Linked DNA regions of Mus musculus: region 2 is linked to region 1. A link is a loop called in an ENCODE intact Hi-C map of the cell type or tissue named here. Cell type or tissue: heart. All regions are shown on one strand. Links, peaks and the distances in the headings refer to the core of each region. The heading gives the core; the rest is flanking DNA. Region 1 holds the start of Zfp157 (zinc finger protein 157). Region 2 holds the start of Gpc2 (glypican 2 (cerebroglycan)).

Region 1 (10,350 bases), core at 1,009-9,008:
ATTTATTTATTGTTTATTTCATTCTGTGGTTCTAGGGGTTGAATTTACAGGCTTGAATATGCTTGGCAGGTCATCTCTGAGCTATGTCCCCAGCTCTACTGTATAACCAAGGAGTCTAATACCAGTCTGAAATTGCCAAACACTGAGAAGTTAAAAGAGGTCACACCCTCCCCTTTACCAAATGGAAAAATCCCAGGATGCGATATGCTGTGACAGGAGGACTGTTTATAAGTTTGGAAATACTTTGCACTATAAAGCAAGTTCAAGGCACCCTGGGAAACTGTGGCTCAGAAAACCAAGAGAAAAAAAAGCCCACAGTTCAAGAGTTAACCCACCACATCCCATGTTCATGCAAAGAATCAAATTCAGTGAGGAAAAAAAGAACACAACATAAAAGGAGAGAAGGCAGACAGGGACTGGAAAGACGAGCGTGCGCAGTGAGATCAGGAGGCTGCAGGAGGATAACAGACGTAAAGCTGAAAACACACTGCGTGCGTGTATGAAATCATCAGAGCAGCTGACTGAAACAGAAGTAGATACCCACAGCCAAACACTGGACAGAGGTAGAGGAATCTTATGGAAGAGTTGGGGAAGGACTGAAGGCTCTGAAGGGGATATGAACTCCACAGAAAGAGCAGCATAGTTAACTAACCTGAATCATTGGGAACTCTCAGAGACTGAGCCACCAACCAAAGGGCATACATAGGCTGGACCAAGACCCCGGGAACATAAGTGGCAGATGTGCATTTCAGTCTCCATGAGGGTCTCCCAACAATAGCAGGAAGACTATCCCTAAAGCTGTTGCCTAACTGTGAAATCTGTTCCCCAACAGAGCTGCGTTGTCTGTCCTCAGTGGGAGAAGATGTGCCAAACCCTGCAGAGACTCCATGATACATGGATTCGGGAGATACCCAGGGTAAGACACAGAATATAAGTCACCATATTCCATGTTAACAAATTGGAAGTAATACTGAAGGAAAAAGTTCCCACACTTTCAAAGTGGTTTGCAGATTCAATAATATCCTCATAGTAAAATAGACATACTTCTCCACATAAACAGAAAAACACTGTCCCAAACAATGCCTTAAACATAATATAAAAGCTCCAGAGACCCCAAAGTAGCAAAGCATCTTGATCGGAAAGCACAAACATGTAGCTCTTAGTATCTACCTTCAGTAAAATATACATACTTCTCTACATAAACAGAAAAACACTGTCCCAAACAATGCCTTAAACATAATATAAAAGCTCCAGAGACCCCAAAGTAGCAAAGCATCTTGATCGGAAAGCACAAACATGTAGCTCTTAGTATCTACCTTCAAACCTCATTCCAAAGAGACGTAGGAAATGGCCGCCAAAAGAGACACAGAAACCACTGGAAGAGACTGAACAGCCCCAAGCAAAACCATACCTATTCAGGGTTATGCTGGGGATTTGAAATGGATTCGGATGGACCGGATGCTCAAGAGAGCGACTCAGACCCCTTCTGCCCAAGTACATGTGCCGTAGAGGGCAAAACTGAGTAAGAGGCGGTGTCTTCAGGGCTACCACTGTCTGAGAGTCACTTTATCTGACTACAACAAATACACTCTCTGGTTCACCAGATTGGAAGAAATGGATATTTTCTTGGGTGGGGTAAACAGATGATATCTTACAACAAAGACAAAGTAAATGAACTATGTCTGTCACAAAAAATCAAAATCCTGCATGCCCTCACTACATTTGCAAGTTCAAGGTGACCTCAAAGAAATAGAGAAAATGGCAGTTCCAAGAGCAGACATGGCGGGTGTGGGGAGGTAGAGAGGGGTGGTTAGTATTTGCTCCAAGTACACAGGCAAGGGACACAGAATTTACATTCTATATACGGTAATAAATATATTTGACAACAATTAAATCAATCTTTCAAAGTAGCTATCAGAGAGAATTTAAATGTTCCTATCACAAACAGGTTGTGTCTAAGCTGGCAGACTTGCTGCCTGGCTTCATCAGATAATCATATATTATCTAGAGTATTTCCCAAGCCACACAGTTCTTTATGTATGTACGGCATCAACACAGGCAAGCTAAAATATGAGCAACTTAGTGTTATATTAAAAGTTTGCGATAATACCAACAGTTCTCAGCCAAGAGGAAAGTAATTGCTGAGAGCTGCCAGGGAATGAGACTCACCCAAGGATACCAGGCTGCTATAGTTCTCCAGCATCACGTCCCTGTAGAGGGTCCTCTGAGCAGCATCCAGCTCCTGCCATTCCTGCCAAGTGAAGTCCACTGCTACGTCTTCAAATGACACCAACCCCTGCAACGACACACTGCTCGTTAACCCAAGGTCTTAGCCCTGGAAATAGAGTTCACTTCCCTGGATTAGAGGTAGGTGGGTTTGGAGTGACCTGGATGAAGGAGGAGAGACCAAGGGGAGAAGGAAGAGAGGAAACTGCCATGAGGGGAGATGAACTATGAGCACATAGCCAGAAGATGGTAAGGCGGAAGAGGTGACTTCATGAAAACATTGCCCTGAGGACTGGCCAATTGGATTTAAGAGCAGCCTAAATGAAACATAGTAAGCAATAACTTAGGGTTATCTATAAGAAAGTAGATTCAAATAGCATAGAGGGTAGATATCTGCCCAGCTCATGTGCTGTTTCAGGCTTATTGTAAATAATAAAAGTTGTGTGTCTTTTATCCGAGAACTGAATGATCAAGATAAGATAGAAACCCTGGATTGGTATTGATAATTTTACACTTATGACCACAGTCTGCACTCACTGAACCTCAGTTTTAGATTGCATCTACTTGTGGGAATATATGCTAAACTCCCAAGATCTATGAACAAAGCAATCTGGCATATGCAAATGTGCTAGGGAGCTAGGTCTAGAAAAACAACTGTCTAAAATCCAGCAATAATACAGACAAGGGTGACAAGACAGACTGCTATCTAGTCTTAGAAGTTATCAGTTCATTTAGAAGCTTTGTACAGTCTAAATTGTAACAAATTTGCCCCAAGGGTTGGGAATGGAACATACCACACGTGTCACACACACAAATTACTGAACTGGTTTGTATCTTTTTCTTTAAGGTTAGGTTTCACTAAATTGCCCAAACCCACCATGAACTCACTTTACAGTCCTCAAATTTGCAATCTATATCTCTATCTATCTATCTATCTATCTATCTATCTATCTGTATGTATGTATATATATATATTGGCCTGCACCACCAGGCCACCTCCTGGCTCAGAGGCGAGATTTGAACCTATCTAGGTCTCCCTGTCTCACCTTACTAGAACATGGATTGAGACATCCAGAGTGAAGAAAGAAGGAAGAGGTGAAGCCTCCATGCATGGCTGTTCTTGGAATCCCACATTAAATCCTTCTGAGTGGGATCAAGTCAGACAAACTACCTTCCAGAGCAGGGCTCTTTCAGAGGCTGAGACTCACCAAAGACACAGAGATAGAGACATGATGATGTCTAAGGCATGGAGATGGATACGATGGCTTGTGTCGAAAAAATCCCCAAGGATCACAAGGCTATGGCTGGAGGGTCAGCATACGCTTTGAGACCAGACTAGGCTACACTGTGAGGTCCTATATGAAAACTCAGATACAAAGAACAAATAAATCTCACAAACAAGGCACAGAAGGAGGCAAAGGATGCAGGGACAGATTTTTACAGACACAAAAGGGGCACACATAAAGAGAACTGAGACTGATATGTGAAGTGCTCAGGTTTAGGGTGCAGTCCCCATTTCCTGCACCCAGAGTCTCCTAACTTTCCTCCTTCACCACCCAGGAACCAGACCAGTACCCAAGGAATATCTGGAAAGCCCAGTGCTATACGGCCAAATTCCAAAACGGGACTTACAGAGCCTGCCTCTCTACCCCACCTCTCTTATTCCAGAGCACATGAGCCAGGGATGTCCCTAAGCACCTGGCTGGTTCCCCTCCCTTTAATGTCTGCAGGTCTTGCTGTGTGCTGTCTCTCATGTCTTCTCCTCTGACTCTAGTCCTTTTTTTGCTACCTGCGTTTTAATTCCCCCAGCACCATACTGTGCTACATAAGCTATGCCTGTGTGCCAGGACCCCACCAGAAGAGAAGCATTCAGGGTTGCCCCTGATCCCCAAGTTGCACAGGTGGGGAGAGGTAAAGGAAGGACAACTAGGACCTGGGCTCCTGCCAACAAGTACGAAAGGTTGGCCTGTGTTCCCAGCTCAGGGAGGAGAATGGTTAAGTTCAAAGCCAACTCGTGCTGCAGTTAAAACTATGTCTAAAATAAATAAATAAATAAGCAAACAAACTGTAAAAAAATTAGGAAGCTAAAAAACACATAAATAAAAATCTGTAAATGAAGTGAAATTGTGAAGAACAGGAAGAGGCTCACAAGGCCCCATTTCTCCTTGAGGATGTATAGGCAGTTAATGGTTGCATAGGGAGAGGCTCAGGAGAGCCTCTTTATTCCGTAGTATAGTAGTATAGACAATGGTGGGGCCCATGCTCCTGTAACTAACCTTCTTCCTATGTAGAAGTCGGGGGGGTCATTTAAAAAAAAAAAAAAAACTAATACTAAGGGGAAGTACTGGAAAAGAGGAAGAGAATCTGAGGGAGTAGGAAAAGGACCGGGAGGATAACAGAGGTTAGGTAGAAGAAAATACAACATTACACATAGATATAAGATGTAATGAAATGAAAGTCACTACGGTGTACCATTAATATATAAATGCTAAAATCGTGAAAGGAAAAAAAAAAGGACAAGTAACTAACTGGCTTAGGGCAGAGCACTACCTTGCATAAATGAATTCCTAGACTCCATCCCTAGAAATAGAGAGCCAGAGGCAGAAGACAGAGGGAGAGTGAAGGAAACAGCAGAGAGGAGAAGAAGTACCTACTCCGGGTCACTCAGGGACTCCCGGGACTTGAAGGACCGGGCTCATGAACAAAACGTGATGGGCTGAGATGGGTTGAGAGGTGAGGAAGTGGGCGGGGAAGGTCATGCTCACGGGCTTCCATAGAGGTTCTGAGATAGAAACATCACAAGATTGTGACTTGAGAAGCCAGGGACAAACGTGGAGATGCAAGATGAAGAGACGGGGCGGGGCGCCGGCTGCAGAAAAATCCTGGGGAGGCCGATGGCCTTGAGGGCCCAGAGACCAAGAAGGCAGCAATCCCCCATGCTGGTCAAAGTCCTACCAGATCTGGAGGCGGCCGACAAACTCCCGGCCGCGCTTGGGCAGTCATAAGTCCCGCAGTCCCGGTGTCCCCACCTAGGAGGCATCCATAGCAGCCCTGGTCATGGGAATCACGCGGACGCGACAAGACCCCCGAGCTGCAGCAGCCAGCTCAGCCTGGCCACAGCGCAGGCAGCAGGGGCACAAGCGACCCCGATGCGGGACGCGGGGCTAGGGGCCTTGTCGTGGGTAAACGCACCATTTCGGGACTCAGGTGAGCGCCCCGCCTCGCGCTGGGTGTCCAGGTACCAGCGAGTCACACGGCGACAGACACTAGGTGCAATCCAGAACACAGAGCTGGGAGAAGAAAGCGGCCACAGATGCCAAGATGGCGGGGTCAGCAACAACGTACGCAAGGCCCGCCTCCTCCCTTCCGACCGTGTGTCTGATTGGGTAGCCTTCAGTCTATTGTGTCTGATAGGGTAGCGCTTCAGGTCCACCCTGAGTGACAGTTCACGCTTCAACCCAGGGGTGGATGAAGCCAGAATTGACAAGGCCTTGCTTTCATGGGTAAATTAAGGCAGGGCTTCCTGTGACAGAACCTCCTTCCTTTTTGTTTTCACTTAACCTTGTAAATAAAGTATCTGAAAATGTGTGAATTGTATATAAATCTATATACATTGTTCGTGCCCTATGTATTCCAAGAACAAATTTAAGTATTCACTTAAAACAATCAAAACAAACATTTGGATTTGATTTTAAAAACTACCATTTAGGAAACCAATGCTGCTATGGATGCTTTTCATTGTTTACCTTAAGAAATATTTGAAAACATGTATAATGCATCCCACATACATGCAAAATATTTCCATTCCTTGGTCTTTAATCCCAGCACAAACAGAGGCCTACTGGTTTCTTTCTTTCTTTCTTTCTTTCTTTCTTTCTTTCTTTCTTTCTTTCTTTCTTTCTTTTTTTTTTTTTTCTATTTCCAACATAAACAATAATCAAATCTCTGTTATTAGGTCACCTTCCCAAGAAAGCTAGGGACATTCATACAGATGTGTATGCAAGGAATACATTTTCTCTTGTAACAATGTAGCCGAACAAGGGATCATGTCTTGAATTTGTTCTTTGATTTTAGCTAGGCAAAGCCTCACAGCATACATGGATATCATGCATAGTTCAGGCATCACAAACCATAGAACTTGTGATTGTAACTTCTGACATCATAGCAAAGGTTTCCAGTGGAATAAAGAACCAGTGAAATCAGAGTCCAGGATCTAGAACCCAGGCATTAATACGGTTAAAATGCTTTCCAGAGTAATTCAGTATGACTCCAGTCCCCCAAGACAATAGCTGTCAAGGATTACTTCGTAGTGGTTTCTTAAATTCCTTACTAATTATTTTTGAACAAACTTCTATTCTCCCCAGATTGAACAAAAGCAACAGAACAAAAAAAAAAAATCAGATTCATTCAAGCATAGCTTGGTATATTATCTCAGTCAGTGTTCTTTTGCTGTGAAGAGACACCATAACCAAGGCAATGGCTTTTAAAAAAGAAAGCATTTAACGGGGGCTTGCTTACAGTTTCGGCCATTTAGTCTATGACTCTCAAGGTAAGGAGCATGGTGGCACACAGACAGAAATGTGCTGGAGAAGTAGCTGAGAGTTCTACATCCAGATCTGCAGACAGCAGGGAGAGAGACACTGGGTCTGTCTTGGGCTCTGAAATCTCAAAGCTCATTGCTAGTGGCACACTTCTTCCAGCAAGGGTACATCTACCCCCAACAAGGTCACACCTCCTAATTCTTCTAAGTTGTGTCACTCCCTCATGATTCATCATTCAGATATATGATATGAGCCTATGGGGACCATTTTTATTCAAACCACCACATATATCAATGAGTTTAAATTTATGTATTTATATGTGTTTGCATGGGCTTGAGTATGAAAGTCCCAGGACAGTTTGCTAGACATTGTGAGTCCCAAAAATCAAACTTAAGTCACCTAGTTTGGCAGCAGTGTTTTTACTTGATGAGCCATCTTGCCATCCTCCCAGAGTTTAACTAGAGGAGTGTGTGTAAGAGCATCCATTAGGGGCATGGGTACTGAAGAGGTAAGGTACTGGGGACAACACATTGCCAGATCCTAGCAGGGAAGAGAACAATTCTATCTGGTGCCAGGACCCTAGATTGTTAAGCAGGAGCAGACCATGCTATGTAGACACTCTGTTCTGCCAGGCAACTGTGCCAACCACCACAATTTAATCCTCACTGCCATGGCGAGAGGACCCAAAGTGTGGAAATCATAGGAATAAAGAATAGTTTCATAGGAGGAAGTGCAGAGACTTTAAAAGCCATGTGGTTTGTTTTCTCCCCCGAATATAAGTCACTTATACGATACTAAGGGGACTAAAGATTGATGAGGTGTAATACCCAGGGAAAGAAACAGCAGGATTAATTGGGTGGAGATACCATCAGGCTGTGACAGATGGCATCGATGGAAACATCAGGACCTTCCTATCCACAACTGGATCAGCCACAGCAGATATTCTGTACACTTTTAGCAGCTGCATCATTAATTCTTTATTGAGAGGAGATCAGAGCAGCATACTCAGTGTCCAGCCACTCCTGTGCCTTGTATTAATGATTACTCAACTTAATGCGATGTCTCCACATGTTGAGAGATTATTTTGTTTAGCTTTATGGAAGTGTTTGTGTTTATTTGTTCTTTGGAGTGCTTTGTTTGATTGATTGATTTTTTTTTTTTTTTGCTTTGTGGTAAATGGGATATAAGAGATGGTCTTATACACGGTAGGTGAGTGCTCTATGCCTGAAAACTACCCAGTCTTCCTTGTTTTGTTTTAAAAACATGTTCTCCCTATGTAACTCAGGATAGCCTTGGATTCCTATTCTTCCTGCATCTGCCACCCAAGTGCTAAGATTACAGTAGTTCCCTACTGTAGTTGATGCTGCATTGAGAACTTGCACTCTACCAGATCTGTGCTGACAGTGGTTAACACATCTCACCCTCACAGCCATCCTGTGAGGCACATATTTTAAGTCATTGCATAGGTGAAGGGATTGTCACTTATACAGGGCAAACTGCTTGTCCAGGATTATTCAGCTATTAACTGGGAGTACTGGGATTCAAATTCAGAACAAGTGGAGACTGAACCAAACCCTCTTGCATGCTATGAGCATATCATACCACTGGCTTATGCCTTTAGTACCTGAACATTTTGACCACAATCCAAAACTGAGAAATATTTTTCATTAATCACTTTTCTCAATTTATTACACATATAAACCGTCTACCACTGCCCTATAGTATTATGTTCAATAATTGTATTAGTTACTTTTTTGTTGTCATGATAAAAAGCAATTATATATAAAAGCATGACCAAAAGCAACTTATGGGAGAAAAATTTATTTTGGCTCACAATTCCAGAGGGAGAGTCTATAATGGTGGAGGAAGCAGGGGAGCAGGTGGCCAGAGCACAACACTTAGAGATGATACCATCACTCAAAGCATGAGCAGCTTATAAAGAGGGAAAACTGGAAATAAGGAGAAGGTATAAACTGTCACAATTAGCCCCCCAGTGGCATACTTCCTCTAGCAAGGTTCAATGTCCCAAATGTTTCACCACCTCTCCAAGCAGTGCTGCCCATTAGCATTCAGATTACCACAGTAAGTTTTGATTATTGCTGAGGGTGATGGTTCACAGCTATAGTCCCAGTACTGTGGAGAGTGAGTAAGGAGAACTCAAAGTTCTAGCTCATCCTGGGCTTCACAGTGAGAACAGGACAGGAAAGAAAAGAGGGAAGAGGGAAGAAATTAGGACAAAGGAAACTTTTTCCATACACTTAAAGGAAAAATGAAGATTATTTTAACTCAGCACAACACAATATTTATTTGGGGTAGGGGGGGTCAAAGGAAAAGCCTTTCCCAGCATGTGCATGAGTCCAGTACCTGTGTTTAACACCAGGTCCTGTGGCTCTCTTCCAGCTGCCTACAGATCATGTAGAACTCTCAAACACTTCTCCAGTACACGTCTGTCTGCATACTGCTATGTTCCCCTCTCCCGCAACAACAATGAAGTTAAACTTCTGAAATTGTAAGTCATCCCCAACTAAATGCTTTCTTGTATAAGAGTTGCTGAGGCCATGGTAACTCTTCACAGAAATCGAACATTGACTAAGACATCCACTAACTGTGGAATCTGCTAGCAGGTGCTCTAATTACCAGGTTTGGGGTTGGGGGGTGAGCAAAGGGCTTCATTCAGCTGAGACACTTCCTTGTTTGCACAGAAGTCTCTGCTGATGTCAATGAGCTTTAGAGGTTATCATTAGGTAGTATATTTACTCACTACAGAAACCTCAATTTTCTTACACTGAGGGAATAAAAGACAGGAGTAGCCCTTGAAGTGTCAGACTATATGAGTGGAAAGGGAGTTGGGATTTTTGCCTGAGTTCCTCAGCGCTTTCAGAACACTATGACCAGTGGTGAGGAAAAGGCTATGAAGAGCCAATGATTTGTTGCCATGGCTCAGAATTCTCAGTCTCGTGGTACAGCAAAACACATAGCATTGGCAAAAATAAATAAAATAAATAAATAAATAAATAAATAAATAAATAAATAAATGTCCAAAGGCTAAGAATTGAATCTGAGCTCAGAGCTCCTGTTCTCTGCGAAAATCTCTAAGAGCTGGGGCTCATTCCTTATCACAGAAGATGAGACAACTAAATCCTCCATTGTGGGAAACCGATGAAGTCTGAGTGAGTCCGTATTGTTGATATGAGCACAGCCATGTTAAGGACATCAGTGCTTCAGACCCATGGACATGGCAAGGGGTCAGGCAGAGGGCAATGGTAAAGCCTTCTCATCTGAGAATGGATGCTGATAGTTTGTACTGAAAGTATCAACCATGGCTTCCAGATGACTGTAGCCTGAGACTGCACACCTATAGAAACCCAACACCAAGATCATCTAACTGTCATGGATCTGGAGGCAGTGGAACATGGGAGAATGGGGCTTAAAAATGAGGTGAACCAAAGTCCTATGCAATCAACAAATTTATTTAGAGCATTAGACAATATTCTAAGGGTTAAGCAAGATCATATGAGCAAAGCTCACATGAGTTTCAGCTGTGTATAATTATAAGAACAAATGTGTAGAAATATTATCTGAA
Region 2 (10,322 bases), core at 1-8,000, 160 kb after region 1:
AATTACTAGTAGAAAACTAGGGGACAGAAATCAGTTACTGGTAGTGGGTTTCTACTTTCATTTGTATGTGAATTTTTAATAAACATAAATGATAAAGCATTAATGCAAATCAAAATATTTCAGTAAACAAGTTTCAACAGTTTGACTTTTGTAATAATTATAAATAAACTTGTAAAAATTTTCTGGACATAACTATATACTTTTTTAAATATAGTTAAATTTCTTACTGATATCAAGAGGAAGAAGAGAAGAGGTAAAACACTTCTTTACCTGCATGCAACTTCTAGCAGCTTTCACAGCATCAAAAAGGTAATTGGTTGATGGCACTGATTCATTCTTGCCATTCCCACTAGATACTATTCGGGACTGCTTCTTCCGATGTTTTGCTGCCTATTAAATGTAAAAATATTAGCTGTACAAAAGCTGTAAAAATAATGGTAACATTTGATTTCATCATTATCACTTTAGGTAGCCTTAAGTCGTCAATTCCACAGCAATGCTTCCATTATTGTTTCAGATCTTAAGTAACTGGTCTCTTTTTAATGTTGTGAGATTTGTTATCATTAACCTTTTCTTTTTTTAAAAAGAATTCTGGTACCTCTATCCTAATATTCTCTCTTCTTCCATTCCATCACCTGAGTCCCTTCCAGGTTTTTCTTTGCTAATTCCCAGAGTAGATTCTGAATTAAACAAAATGGCAGACTCACTGGAACAGCTTTGGGTGGTTGCTTTGCTGCTCTCTTCTTCACATTTCGTCTTAAGCTGTCTTCAAAGTCGCTGTCTTCGTTAGTTGAGGGACTATCCCTATAGAGAGAATATGATTTCCCTTAAGCATCATCCCATTCCTGCCACATAAAGAGTTAATTATAATTTCTATTTATCTCTAACTGTGCCACATCTATATGAGGAAAAACATTCAAATTTTAAGATACAGGACAAGAAAAGTCACTTCAAAGCATTAGAGATGAAAAATGAGGAACTAAAAGAAGGTGAAATGGCTCAACAAGGAAGCCTGATGACCAGAATTCAACTCCTAGAACCATATAGCATTTCTTCCTCCCTTTCTTCTCCCTTACCCTACTCTACCTTCCATTTCTGTTTGACTGGTTTATTTCTATTTAATTTTAGAGCAGAGTCTCATGCAGACCAGGCTAGCTTGAATTCACTATGTAGCTGTCCTTAACCCTCTTTATCCTCCAGCCTCCTCGTCCCATATTCTGCGATTACAGGTATGTGCCACCATATCCAGCTTTCAGTACAGCATTTCTGATACTGTCATATGGCCCCACATACACTACAACCATGCTAGAAAACAACAGAGAGGAAAGCTGCTGGGGATGCAGAAGGAGCTCCCAAGTTCAGACCTCTCACCAACGGCACTCACCACTCTGCAGTTCCCTGTGAGTCTCTGTCATCACAGGGTAGGATGGAGGAGGAACAAGGAGACAAGGCCATCTGTGCACGTCTCACAGACTTTTGAAGTGGGGAAGACTCACTGCCTGAGGAAGAGCCATGGTGCTGGGTAGAAGGTGACCACAGAGTAGGCATGTTAATCCAGCTGTAGGAAAAAAGGAAAGAGTTCCTACTACTACTATATCCCTCTATAGACCATCATCTTTCTCTCCCAGAATGTGGTCTCAGTACTATGGGATAGAGCACCAAAACCAATAGTCAACCTAACCACATCGAGGTATTATGGTCACTACTGCTATAAGGGCTTGCAAACAGAAACCTGAAACTAGGAGTGATGCTGTAGGCTTGTAATTGCAGCTACCTGGGAGGCTAAGGCAGGTTGCTCATCAAATTCAAAGTCAGCCTGGAACTCCAGAGTAGCCTGTAGCCTGAGCAACTTAGTGAGACCTTATTCAAAATAAACAGTAAAAAAGAGGCCTGGGGGTTATAGCTGAGCAGTAGATGTTCCAAGACTCTGGGCAGCACCCAACTTTCAGTATGGCTAAATAAATTAAGGCCACAGGACCTGGGTCCAATCTTCAGTATAGGTAAATTAATTAAAATAAATAAATAAATAACACCAGAGGATCTGGGGCCAATCTTCAGTATAGGTAAATTAATTTAATAAGGCCAGAGGATCTGGGGCCAATCTTCAATATAGGTAAACAAACAAGGCCAGAGGGTTTACACAGAGCAGTTTCTGAGCAGCTTCTGGCACAAATCCCTCTTAGAGGAATCAGAGAGGGGTACACTGGCTGAGGCTCAGCTGCTAAAACCGAACCAGCAAAGCACCTCAGATTTCCATTTCTGAAACTCATTGTCTGACTCTACAGGAAATGGGAGGCTATTCGTGATCCGGAAGCAGAGGTGTCATTTGAGTTAAGCCACAAACATTCCAACGAGTAAAGCGCGTTCTCTACTTCCAGAAAGCGCGCTGCATAAGGTTGACCCCAAGCTTATTTGGGCTGTGGGGGAGGAGGGAGCAGGGTGTCTTCCGTTTATGAGGCTGCTTATCTCTCTGAATCAGAAGATGGGGTTTCCGGGCCCGGCGTGGTGGCGCACGCCTTTAATCCCAGCACTCGGGAGGCAGAGGCAGGTGGATTTCTGAGTTTGAGGCCAGCCTGGTCTACAGAGTGAGTTCCAGGACAGCCAGGGCTACACAGAGAAACCCTGTCTCGAAAAAAAAAAAAAGGGTTTCCGGCCTCCATAGCGGACACGAGACAGAGCTACAGACCTCAGTGGAGACAGGGGGTTGGAACGCTGCCTATTTATGGGTCCAAAGGGGCAACCTCACAGTTTGAACTTGGAAGAATGACCTTTAGATGAACACGGCTGAAGAAAGGTCACCACCTCAGAGGTCCTTTCAGGTCTCAGTGGACATCCCACCTCGGTCGCGAGACGCCCGCCGCAGCTGCTCTTCTTCCTCTGGTGGCGGGCGGTTAAGCCTTAGAAAAAAACGCGGGAAGGCACGGGATAAGCCGTGCGCAGGCGCGAGATTAACTGGTCTTCGCGCGGCTGAGAAGTGTCGCGAGACTTGGCGCAGCGCGAGCTCGTGCTAACCACGTTCCTGCCTCTCAGCGCGCTTGGCTTCGAGCAGCCGCCAGGCATGTAGCTGTGCAGTCCTGTCACGTGGGCTCCAGCGCGTGCGGAGTCGCTCCATCCTGGTCACGCCTCCTTTACTCCTATGTCCCCTTCCATTGGCTGAGCGTTTGCTGCTGCCTTCAGTCCGGCTCTTCAATTGCAATTGGCTCAGTTTCACCCAAACCCCGCCTTTCGAGCAAAATACCACGCCCCTTCTCAAGACCACAACCCCTACCCCTGCCAGCCTCCGCCGTGCGGGCCGTGTTCCGCCCCTGCCGAGTTGCCGTTCCACATTGGCTTCACGGCTACCCTGTCCCCGCCCCTGGGGCCGGCTTCTTCTTATCATTGGCGGGCTACCGCTTCGGGCCCCGCCCCCTGTCCCGCTCCCCGGCTCCCATTGTCTCCGCAGATGCCTCCTGGTCCTGCTACGGTGCTGGGGTTGTTCAGTTTTAGGGGACACGCTCCTATTCTTTTCTTCGAGACGTCCCGCGGCCGAGAACGGGGTTCTAGAGTTCCGCGGACTCTTCTTTCCTCCTTAGGACCCACTTTGCCCCGTCCCAGGGAGGAGAGCACCTATGTCTGCGCTGCGACCTCTCCTGCTTTTGCTGCTCCATCTGTGTCCGGGTCTAGGGCCGGGACATGGGAGTGAGGCAAAGGTCGTCCGGAGTTGTGCAGAGACTCGGCAGGTGCTGGGGGCCCGGGGATATAGCTTAAACCTAATCCCTCCCTCCCTCATCTCAGGTGAGAAGAAAGAGGGAAGAGTCGGGGTGGGAAGGGGCGGGGACGGGTCCTCCCCATCTCACAATAACTCTTTCCTTTCAGTGACCATTATGATGATTGTTTCATCTGTTGAGCATCTTTCTTCTCCAGTAACTTCCTTCCCGGGATCACAATAAACCTGCTGCTCATATAATAACTCTCATTCAGTCCCCACCCAAGGAATTCCCTTCTCTGTAATTAGCACACCCGTTAGTGTCTTTCTAACAGCCAGAAATCGCCTTGCAATTCCTGTGAGCTTCTATGACAATACTTTCTTGCTTACCAAGTAGCCCCACCCCTACAAATCCCGTTCTTCATTCCATAGTTGTCCCATAAGTCCCTGGAGGAGTGGGTTGTGCAGTGTTGGGGAGGGTTACCTGAAGACCCTCTGGTCACTAATATGGCCCTCAAAGCAGCTGTTCAATAGATGATCCCATTACAAATAGGAGTGAAGCTGAGATGGGTGAGGGACAATAAAAGAGGGTTCAGGTAGGGCTGAAGGGGCAAACAAAGGAAAAAGCAACCGGGCAGGTGGAAGACAAAAATCAGCCCCCAGAGATAGGCGAGGGATGAAAGGAGATTCCTAATATCCCTTCTTGCCATCCAGTCCTCCTCCCTGTCTCCTCTGCGCAGGTGAGCACCTTCAAGTCTGTCCTCAGGAGTACACCTGCTGTTCCAGTGAGACAGAGCAGAAGTTGATCAGGGATGCTGAAGTCACATTCCGTGGCCTGGTAGAGGACAGTGGCTCTTTCCTGATTCACACACTGGCTGCCCGGCATAGAAAGTTTAATGGTGAGGACCTTTGGGGGGTTCCCAGATGTGCTTCACACCTCTTTGTGTTTATGCACCCCGTTTCCTATTCCCACCTCCTGCAGTCATAGCTAGGCCACCACCACCCACCCCAGAATCCCCTGCTTATTTCCCATCCCCACTCCACATTCTCTACAGGACCCTGCCCTTCCTTGTTCCTAGTCTGCCAGCTTACTCAGCTTCTAATTCTTTTGCCTCTTCTTTTCCTCATTCCTTCCTGCCTCTGCCCTTTCCCTGCTCTCCCTGTCTCTGTTCCCTCTTCTCATCCCTCCACCTTTGTTAGAGTTTTTTCGGGAGATGCTGTCTATATCCCAGCATTCTTTGGCTCAGCTCTTCTCGCATTCCTATGGTCGCCTGTATTCCCAGCACGCCGTCATCTTCAATAGCCTGTTTTCCGGCCTGCGGGACTACTATGAGAAGTCTGGCGAGGGGTTAGATGACACCTTGGCGGATTTCTGGGCACAGCTCCTGGAGAGAGCCTTCCCTTTGCTGCACCCACAATACAGTTTCCCTCCTGACTTCCTGCTCTGTCTTACTCGGCTTACTTCAACTGCTGATGGCTCTCTGCAGCCCTTCGGAGACTCACCCCGCCGCCTCCGCCTACAGGTGAGGAGGTCCCACAACCTGAACTTCAGCAACCTCCGACCCTTAGTGACCTCTAATGGTATGAACTGTCACCTCCAAGACAATCACCCCCTTTTGTTCCCATGTCACCTCTGACCTCATGGCCTCTATCTTGGCCTTCTCTGACTTGGTGATCCCCATCTCAAGCCCTGGTCACCTATGTCTGACCCCTTGGTCTCCTTTAGCTACATTCTTTGCCCTACTTTTATATATACACTTGGCCCTCCACCCTCAGCTACTTTCTGCCAACACCTCTCTAATCCTAACATGGTAACTTCCCGTGGGTCAACGAAATAAGAATGGCCACCAAAGTTGGGAATCATTTTCACCTACAGTATCACATTGAATTATCACCATAATTGTTTGAGGTAAATGAGAGCATCCTTATTTTACAGAGGATAAAAATGGGGCTCCCAAGCAAGTCTCAAAGCCAATAAGCAGAGATGCAGGAGCTCACACCCTCAGTCTTCTAACTTTAGGTTCAGTGTTCTGATACATATTCTACCCTACTAGCTCTTTCCAAACACCCAGCCCTTCTAGACCACAATTCCTTTGGGCCTATTGAATTCCCCCTCTCTGTATCACCCAACAGTGTACCCTCCCCAAGTTAATCCCACAAACTCAACCTCCTTCTGTCTCTCACTCCAGTTTTGACTAACTGATAATTTTTGTGGGTTTGTTTGTTTTTTCTCATCTTCTTTTCCTCCAGATATCCAGGGCACTGGTGGCAGCCCGGGCCTTGGTCCAGGGTCTGGAGACTGGAAGAAATGTGGTCAGCGAAGCACTTAAGGTTAGAGGGGCCCTGAATATGGACAGAGCCCAGGATGTGAAGAAGACAGGCACCATCTGGCAGGAGAGGCCTAGAGCTGTCCCTTCCTTATCTGTTCCTGGGCTCTGGTGTTCCAGAGGACATCAGGAAGGAAGGCCAGAGTCAGGCCTCCCCGGGGTGTCTGACATGATCTCCTGGGACTTCTGGTCCTCCCTCTGGTGACCCACATGCCTTCTGCTGATCTTTCTATAACAGTTTGAGATTGGAGTGAACCCCTCAATGTCCCCTCCTTCCTCCCTGCTACTGAAGATCTCTCTTCATCACTGGTCCTGTCCCCAGCCTCACCTCCTGCCTCCTTCCTCTCTCCTCAGCCTAAGCTCACTCTTGGCCCTGAATCTTTCCTTACCACCTCCTCCTCAGTATCATCCTAGTCAAACCCCTCTCGTGAACCAGAATCAGCAACCTTTTCTCTAGGTACCCCCCTTCTCAGTCCCACAGCAGTCCTGTGGTATCGCCAGGTGCCACATGGGGTCACCAACCACAATTGTTCACATCCAGCTTCCAACAGATAGCCTGGGGAGGTGGGTCAGGCCGGATCTTTGACCTCTCTATGCCCAGCACCAAGTTTGCTAAGAATAGCCTGCGTGTTCATGGATGCCCAGACCCATTTTCTACCCACAGGTACCAGTGTTGGAAGGCTGCAGACAGGCCCTGATGCGTCTGATTGGCTGCCCTCTTTGTCGGGGAGTTCCTTCACTTATGCCCTGCCGGGGCTTCTGCCTCAATGTAGCCCATGGCTGCCTCAGCAGTAGGGGACTGGAGCCTGAATGGGGCGGATATCTGGGTGAGGGGCCTCAAGAAGCCCTAGATGGAGGGGAGTCCTGAGTAAGGTTGGGGGCCATTTGAGTAAGGAGAGGGTGGCCTAAAACCAAACTGGGGGAAGCACAAGGTGGGGGGGGGTGGTCTCATGCAGTCACACAGCCCACCTACAAGCAAACAAAGTGCTCTTTCCTTTAAGGCCCCAGTGAGATGTGTGGGAACATATTAAATCAGAGCTGTCCCCTGTCCCCTTTCTCCCCTTCCCTCAAGATGGTCTCCTGCTGCTGGCTGAGAAACTCCAAGGACCCTTTTCCTTTGAACTGGCTGCTGAGTCCATTGGGGTGAAGATCTCAGAAGGTTTGATGCACTTACAGGAAAACAGTGTAAAGGTGTCAGCGAAGGTATAGAGAGGGAAGGATGGAGGTGAGGTGTGGGTGTCAGAAACAATAAGGCATATAGAGGACTGTAGTTTCCGAGACGGGACACTCTGATTGGCTTCAGAGTGGCTCTTGAGGTCTTTCCCTGTATGATAGGTGTTTCAGGAATGTGGGACCCCCCATCCCGTGCAGTCCCGCAGCCGGCGAGCACCAGCACCCCGAGAAGAGGCTAGCCGGTCGTGGAGGGCTTCAGCGGAGGAAGAACGGCCCACAACAGCGGCAGGCACTAATCTGCACCGCTTGGTTGGTAGTGGAGCCACCGGGGCTGGTGGGTGTGGCAAGACAGCTGCTCACAAGTGCTGCAGCTTTGTTTTCTGTCGGGCAGGTTTGGGAGCTCCGGGAGAGACTTAGCCGAGTACGGGGCTTCTGGGCTGGACTGCCTGTAACCGTATGTGGGGACTCCCGCATGGCGGCAGATCTCTCACAGGAGACGGCACCCTGCTGGACTGGAGTTGGGAGAGGCCGGTGAGTCTCGGGCTCAGGCGGCTATGGGAGTCTGGAAGGAGGGAAGGCTGCAGCCGGAGCCCTCGGGGTGCTGTGCTCTCAGGTATATGTCGCCTGTGGTCGTGGGCTCCTTGAATGAGCAGCTCCACAACCCGGAGTTGGATACTTCGAGTCCCGATGTCCCGACGCGGAGGCGGAGGCTACATCTCCGAGCAGCTACTGCTCGAATGAAGGCGGCTGCGCTGGGTCAGGATCTTGACATGCATGATGCGGGTGAGGCTCAGAAACTCACTCTGCAAGGCCCCTTGACCCAGGCCCTGGTCCATTGCTTCCCAAGTCCCGCCCACTAACCTCCATCTGACTGCTATGAGCCAGCTCTGGAGCCCAGCCCATTGCCTCTCAAGTCTCATCTTGCTCTTGGAACTTCCCATTGCTCCTTGACACCACCCCAACTGTGCTTCCACTCCTGCCCATCCCCCTTCGAGGCCCACACATTGCCCCACTAGCCACCCTTCCACCCCTCATCCCCGCCCCACATTAATTAGCTTCATTCTTTTCTATTCACTTAAGCCTTAAGTGCCTGTCTCAAAGGTCTCCATCCTTGACTGTGGTGGGAGACACAAACATTCCTACAGAGAACACTGAGGAAACTTATTGTAAAGAACTGGGGGCAGGGAAGCTAGCTGTGCTGTCACTGGGCTGCCCCACCTCCACCCCACCCCCACCCGTGAAATTAACCAAAAAGAGAACCAAGCACATCCAACTTTTCTTAGGTTGGCTCCCAACTCCTCCTCCCTCCCCATCCCCCTTTCTCTACCTTTGTTTTCTGGCTTCTTGTCTGCTTGCCATCCCCATCGACTCTTTTTTTTTTTTTCTTCTGCTCTGTCTTTTCCAGTCTCCTTGCCTTCTCCCATCTCCTTGTCTGGTGTGTGATTATGCGTTTCCTTCCTGGTATTCCTGTCACCGCTCACAGTTGTGTGTCCTTCTCTTGCCTCTCTGAATCTCCTTTTTTTATATTAACTATACAAAGTAATAGATTTCATTTTGACATTTTCACGCATATATATGAAAATGTGCTTATGGTTTATCTCAGTTTCCATTTGAAATCTCTTGCTCTTCCTTCCTACCATCTACCTCTGATCCTCTCCATCTACACAGATGAAGATGCCAGTGGCTCTGGAGGGGGACAGCAGTATGCAGACGACTGGAAAGCTGGGGCAGTGCCTGTGGTTCCCCCAGCCAGGCCTCCAAGGCCACCTCGTCCTCCTCGAAGGGACGGTCTTGGAGTGAGAGGAGGAAGTGGCAGTGCCAGATACAACCAGGGCCGAAGCAGGAATCTGGGGTCATCTGTTGGCCTCCATACCCCACTTGTCCTCCTCCTCCTTCCCTCAGCCCTGACCCTGCTTGTACTTCGATAACGAGGGAGGGGCGCCCTAGCATCAAAAGGCTTAGTGGCTCTTTTTCTTCCACCTCCCTCAGCCAGGCATGAGGAGGAGTGGAAGGGGGCTACAGAGAGGGCAGAAAGGGACTTTGTGGGTGAATGGCTGGGGCCCCAAATCCAGGAGTTTCCAATTAATGGGGTGGGAGGTAGATGGGTTTCATAATATTTATTTTTTCATTTGGGAACTGGGGATATTTATTTAGGAAGGATGGTTCAGCTCTTTTAAATCTTTGGGCTCACTGATGGGGTGGGGGGTGGGACACGGGGTTGAAGGAACTTGAAAGTGGGGAGGAATGGTACTATTGGCATGGGGGTACCTGGTATTGAAAATGGACACATAAACTAGCTGAGAGTGATGTCACTTGCCTGTAAACCCATTATTCTTTGGGATGCTGAGGCAGGAGGATTGAGAGTTAGGGACTAATAAAGCTAGGTGCTGACAGTAGAACAGGAAGGAGGGTAGAACCTGAGTTTTGTTGCCTCTTTTAAAATCATCTGCTTCTTAAGTATGGGGCGGGGGGAGGGACCCATCTAGCGACCTTTGCCATCCACATCCATCACAAACTTCCACTTCATATTTCAGTGTTCATATCAGTGTCTATTGGTAAATAAAGAATTTATTGGACCACGTGTATGGCTCTCTGTGTGTGTATGTGTGTGTGTGTGTGTGTGTTTGCGTGCCCGCACACACTCCCAGAGACCAGAGGAGGACGTGTTTTGCTATATCTCTCTGCCTTATTCCCTGGAGAGACTGGCATTCTGGCTAAAGCGGATGCTAGGCTGGCAGCCAGAACGCTCCAGTGATCCTTTTATCCTCCCATATCACTGGAATCACAGGGAAGATGTGCTTGTGACCGAGCCCAGTGTCTTTACATGGCTATAAGGGATCTGAACTTGGGTCCGCACGCGTGTGCAACAAGTGCTTTTCCTCCAGTCTATGTTTCCCTGGGCATCTGTAACTGGCCCAATTTCTACCTGCTTCTTGCCTCTTGGAGTCTGTCACTTGGGAGCAAGCAGCTCTAAAGAACAACCCCGTATTTCCCAAGCCTGAGGTCTGAGTATCTTAATATATTAAAAAACAATTTGGAGATCAAACAAATTACATGAGGAAGTCCCTGTAAAATGTGCAGAACACCAGGCCTCCTTAGATTACACACCACTGCTCCTGCCTTCAGGGCAAGAGCTG

What was found. A loop is a pair of places that touch in the nucleus more often than their neighbours do. Peaks named below come from ENCODE experiments on the same cell type or tissue, not always from the same donor. Only the 100,000 strongest peaks of a DNase experiment are listed, where the experiment ranks them.
Region 2: it touches region 1 in a loop (2.0-fold over the local background); 10 of 42 quality-filtered maps call a loop at or near these places.

The regions. Positions count from the first base shown.
Region 1 is chr5:138,436,698-138,447,047 of GRCm38, reverse strand. Zfp157 (zinc finger protein 157) reads right to left here and starts at 5,572. Exons shown (of 5, transcript NM_028130.3): 1 at 5,419-5,572; 2 at 2,170-2,296. The coding sequence starts at 5,421. In heart, for the core only: no CTCF peak of the experiment used is centred there; a DNase peak (open chromatin) is centred at 5,597; H3K4me3 peaks cover 2,509 bases; H3K27ac peaks cover 1,426 bases.
Region 2 is chr5:138,273,101-138,283,422 of GRCm38, reverse strand. Gpc2 (glypican 2 (cerebroglycan)) reads left to right here and starts at 3,486. Exons shown (of 10, transcript NM_172412.2): 1 at 3,486-3,774; 2 at 4,426-4,584; 3 at 4,886-5,208; 4 at 5,936-6,016; 5 at 6,677-6,839; 6 at 7,085-7,215; 7 at 7,348-7,494; 8 at 7,577-7,716; 9 at 7,799-7,968; 10 at 8,854-9,763. The coding sequence starts at 3,609. The coding sequence ends at 9,113. It overlaps Stag3 (stromal antigen 3), which reads right to left and starts at 2,914. Exons shown (of 34, transcript NM_016964.2): 1 at 2,769-2,914; 2 at 1,385-1,558; 3 at 708-804; 4 at 271-390. The coding sequence starts at 1,548. In heart, for the core only: no CTCF peak of the experiment used is centred there; a DNase peak (open chromatin) is centred at 3,252; H3K4me3 peaks cover 2,952 bases; H3K27ac peaks cover 1,735 bases; H3K27me3 peaks cover 348 bases.